Linked DNA regions of Homo sapiens: region 2 is linked to region 1. Evidence: read pairs that join two places in POLR2A ChIA-PET (ENCODE). Cell type or tissue: Panc1. All regions are shown on one strand. Region 1 has its middle 220 kb from the start of MIR2054. Region 2 has its middle 53 kb from the start of MIR2054.

Region 1 (2,500 bases):
AATTTTAACTTTTGTAATAGATTTGTGCGTATTTTATGGTAGTAAAGGATAAAATAGAATAATATCTACATATATTTTACTCATTCATGACATATCTAACTTTTTATTTTTTTAGTTATTTCTAGGCTATGAGGTTTATCTGTGAGTTTTTTCAAATTTTCTCAAGTCTCCTGAAAATTTTCTAATATATTTGTTGAAAAAGATCTGTGTATAAATGGTCCTGCGCCATGAAAATCCCTGTTATTCAAGGGTCAACTGTATTTTGAAGAAAACCTTAGTGTTAATATAACAGATCTCTAAAGGGGCAATGATAAAATGTGTTAAATAAAGTAAAAGGGAAGATTGGACATTAAAATAGTAATTGGAATTAAACCCATCTTCAATGTACTGAGAACTGTGGCTCAGAAAACACCGGAAGTCACAATCTTTGGAAAAGAATAGACGGAAAAACCTTAACAAGTTATTTCTTATGGCATAGGTAGCCTTTTGCCCAAATCATAAGGCAGAGGAATGTTCTCCTGGGAGCCCACTTAGGGAGCGAGAAAAAGACAGAGCTGAGAATCAGGCTGGGACAGATACGAAGATAATACTGTACTTGGGGTTTATACCTCAAAAACATGTAGGGAGGAATAAAGGCAGCCAGAAACCAGAATTTAGTGCAACACTGGGAAACTGAAAGCAACAGGAGTGGAGTCATGGGATTTCTGTATAAGCAGAGACAGCCAGCTACAACTTAGTTTTACAGTATAGTAAGTGAATAGGTAAAGCCAAGGAGACAACAAAGCAGTGGAATGGAAACAGTAGCAGCAAAATTCCTTGAATTAGAAAAAGAACTCAAATCTAAAGGAAGTCTTAAAAACATTTTCAAGAATTACCTTTTTAGAGTTATTTCTCTCAGAATATGATCACCTTGGCAGTAACAAGCTTGGAATCCCCAAAAAGGATGAATAAAAAGCACCTGAGTACATAAATGCATAAATATGAAACAAAAGGAAAATAGGCAGAGGTCAGATTTCTATTGTAAAATATTAACCTATAATTGAATCTTAATATTTGTCTATTTATAGGTAGCTTGGGTGAAATTATACAAGTCACTTTGTGTAGGGAAGAGCTAGCATTTACTAGGAGAAAAAAAACACTTCATTTTACGTTTGCAATTTCATTTAAACTTTGGAAGAATGCTGATTCTGCATCTAAATCGCAGGACTATTAAACAGCTTTCCTAAGGCCTCATATCTATGTGAGTCAGTCTTGAATCTTACTTCCACTTCCCTGGCTGACTCCTCTCCAGGGCACTCCTTCCCATCACAAGTTGACTTTGGGTCTGGACACAGCATTGTTGCAACAAGAATGTAAACTAGAGCAACTGCTGTGCTTTGAATCCTGACTCAGCCACTCATGCCTCTCTAGGACTTGAGGCATGTTAGTTACTTTTCCTGCATGTCAGTTTCTGCATCTGTAGAGTGGGATGACAGAACCTGCCTCACAGTCACAGAGGGAGGATGAAATGAGATAGTGAAAGTCCAGCACTTCTTTGGAGCTCGCAGGACTACCATATCTTAAAGTTCCCATTAAATAACTGGACAGGGGCAAAGCTGCAGCACAGTATTACAAGCACATAGTAAGCACTCAATGTGAAGTTACTGTGATTCAAACAAAGCAAAATGGATATTTTTGACAATATTTATTGGCTACATATGACATTATTATAGCTCCTTCTACAAAAAAATGCAAGAAATCTTTGCATCCCACCAAAAAATAGCTAAAATGGGAATTTCTTATCATTATAATTCTTCATTTCAACTTTGTTTAATTATATCCTAGACAACAAGGGATTTAGTTTATTTTCTTTAGCTATTCTAGTAAAAGCTTCACATACAAATGTTCAGTTTCATTCACAGCTAATATTTTTTTCAATAAATAACATAATACTTCTTTTACAAAATACAGTTAGAATCTATATTTGTCTGGCTTATCATAAGTAGTCACAATTCTTGCTCCACATTCATTGAAGTTAATACAAAAACTTGTCAGAAAACCAACAATCTAACCACAGTAAGTTATGTAGATTTTAAAGTCATGTAGATTTTACCAAATATTTCAACCCCCCTTAACATAAACTTTTATAAAATACATTCCGGGCTGAGCATAGTGGCTCATGCCTATAATCCCAACACTTTGGGAGACTGAGGAGGGCAGATAACTTGAGCCCAGGAGTTCGAGATCAGCCTGGGCAACATAGGGAGACCCTGTCTCTACAAATATACAAAAATTAGTCAGGCATGGTGGTGCGTGACTGTAGTCACAGGTATTTGGGAGGCTGAGGTGGGAAGAATGCCAGCACCCAGGAAGTTGAGGTTGCAGTGAGCTTTGATTCACGCCACTGCATTCCAGTCCAGCCAGGGCAAGGAGAGTGAGACTGTTTCCAACACACACACACACACACACACACACACACACACACACACACACACACTCTTAAATTCTTTTAGTTTTACCC
Region 2 (2,500 bases), 170 kb before region 1:
CTAATTTGTTGTTCTGAAAGCTTTAGTTTCTTTCTTTCTTTTCCCCTCCCTCCCTTCCTTCCTTCTTTCTTTTTTCTTCCCCCCCACTCCCTTCCTTCCATCCTTCCTTCCTTCCTTCCTTTTCCCTCCCTCCCTCCCTCCCTTCCTTCCTTCCTTCTCTCCTCCCTCTTTAAACTACCTTTGCAAAAAATTGAAACAGAAAATTAAGACAGTGAAAGAAATCTGACCAAACCAACTCCATCTTGGTTTTAATCTACAAACTGTCCTTGTTCATTTCTGGGCGTAGGCCAAATTAGTTTTGGGAGGAACATAGTTTATAGTTCAACAAACAAAATTGAAAACAGCCCTTTCCAAAACAAATCCCCTTCTTGGCTGGGGACTAGTCTGCCTTTTTAAGACTAACAAATTAGCTGCAAGATTAGAAATTATGGTTTGAAGTCAGGCAGTTGGAGGCTGCAAGATTCTGAACCTCACCAGTTGCTCCTGGGGATAACACCACTGTTGTAAAACCTGAGACCAGTGTTCGAGATATCTTGCAGTTCCCGTGTTTGGGAGCATCAGCTGACACCACCTGAATGGTAATCTGGCTCAACCAATTCTGTGATCCCACCAGGAACAGAATACAGCAAGAAAAACCCACTCTGAACCCCTATAATTTCATCTCCAACCTGACTAATCAGCACTCTCCACTTCCTGACCCCCTACCCACCAGATTATCCTGAAAAAACCCAATTCCCAAATCAGGGAGACTGATTGGAGTAATAATAAAACTCTGACCTCCTTACAGCTGGCTGTGTGTGAATTAAACTCTTTTTCTATTGCAATTCCCTTCTTTTTTTTTTTTTTTTTTGAGATGGAGTCTCCCTCTGTTGCCCATGCTGGAGTGCAGTGACCCGATCTCGGCTCACTGCAAACTCTGCCTCCTGGGTTCACGCCATTCTCCCCCTCAGCCTCTCTAGTAGCTGGGACTACAGGCCCCCGCCACCATGCCCAGCTAGTTTTGTTTTTGTATTTTTAGTAGAGACGGGGTTTCACCGTGTTAGCCAGGATGGTCTCGATCTCCTGACCTCGTGATCCTCCCACCTCGTCCTCCCAAAGCGCTGGGATTGCAGGTGTGAGTCACCGTGCCCGGACTGCAATTCGCTTCTTAATAAATCAGCTCTGTCTAGACAGCTGGGAGGGAGAGTATGTTGGGCAATTAAACTTCCTTCCTCCCTCCTTTCTTTCCTTTCTTCCTCCCTCACTCCTTTCCTTTCTCCCTTCCTATCTTCCTTCTTTCCCTTTTTCCTTTTTCTTTCCTTCTTTCTTTTCTCTTTCTATTCATTTATTTTTCTAAAGAAAATCGAGTGTCTGCAGAACGAAAAAAAGATTTCTTGAAATACTGGCAATAAGGGTCCTATCTGCATGAGAACTACAGGTCACACAAGAGGAATTCTAATGATAATTTTAGAATTCGTGGTTAAGTCCTCTGTTACCAGGAAGAAGGTGTTTCAGCCAAAAGGGAAGTTGATTACTGTTACTCTAGTTCTGAGAAGATTTATCTGGAGGTGAAAGAAGATGAGAGATACAATGCATTCTGAGGCAGGTGTGGGAGTAGGAATGGATATCTAGTAATATACAAGCTGGTGCTACCCTAATAGAGGCAGCTGTAGAATGAAATAATGTTCGAGAGCCAAACATGTATATTCACTCAAAGACCAGCCCATCTGAGGTGAGCTGGAAACCTGGTTTAAAAAAGAAATTGTTGTCCTCATTAGTGAAACCAACCATTCCTTGCTGTAGTTTGTCTCTTCAGTTTGTTGACTGTATCCTTTGCCGTGCAGAAGCTTTTCAACTTGATGTAATCCAATTTGTATATTTTTGCTTTGGTTCCCTGTGCTTATGGGGTATTACTCCAAGAAATTTTTGCCTAAACCAATGCCCTGAAGTGTTTCCACAGTGTTTTATTTTAGTAGTTTCATAGTTTAAGTTCTCAGATTTAAGTCTTTGTTCTTGATTTTTGTTTATATAGAAAGATAGAGGTCTAGTTTCATCATTCTGCATATGGATATTGAGCTTTCCCAGCACCATTTATTAAAGACATTTTTCCCCAGGGTATGGTCTTGGTACCTTTGTTGAAAATGAGTTCGTTGCAGGTGTGTGGTTTCACGTGCATCCGTGTGAAGAGACCACCAAACAGGCTTTGTGTGAGCAACATGGCTGTTTATTTCACCTGGGTGCAGGCGGGCTGAGTCTGAAAAGAGAGTCAGTGAAGGGAGATAGGGGTGGGGCCATTTTATAGGATTTGGGTAGGTAAAGGAAAATTACAGTCAAAGGGGGGTTGTTCTCTGGCGGGCAGGAGTGGGGGTCGCAAGGTGCTCAGTGGGGGTGCTTTTTGAGCCAGGATGAGCCAGGAAAAGGTCTTTCACAAGGTAATGTCATCAGTTAAGGCAAGGACCGGCCATTTACACTTCTTTTGTGGTGGAATGTCATCAGTTAAGGTGGGGCAGGGCATATTCAC

What was found. Peaks named below come from ENCODE experiments on the same cell type or tissue, not always from the same donor. Only the 100,000 strongest peaks of a DNase experiment are listed, where the experiment ranks them.
Region 2: POLR2A ChIA-PET joins it to region 1 with 6 read pairs; 2 of 35 experiments call an interaction of 5 or more read pairs at or near these places.

The regions. Positions count from the first base shown.
Region 1 is chr4:125,727,451-125,729,950 of GRCh38, forward strand. No RefSeq gene overlaps it. Among named protein-coding and RNA genes, the nearest start is that of MIR2054, 220 kb to the left of the region's middle. In Panc1, no CTCF peak of the experiment used is centred here; DNase peaks (open chromatin) are centred at 1,361 and 2,329; H3K27ac peaks cover 2,410 bases.
Region 2 is chr4:125,559,475-125,561,974 of GRCh38, forward strand. No RefSeq gene overlaps it. Among named protein-coding and RNA genes, the nearest start is that of MIR2054, 53 kb to the left of the region's middle. RefSeq lists an enhancer at 1,804-2,500. In Panc1, no CTCF peak of the experiment used is centred here; no DNase peak of the experiment used is centred here.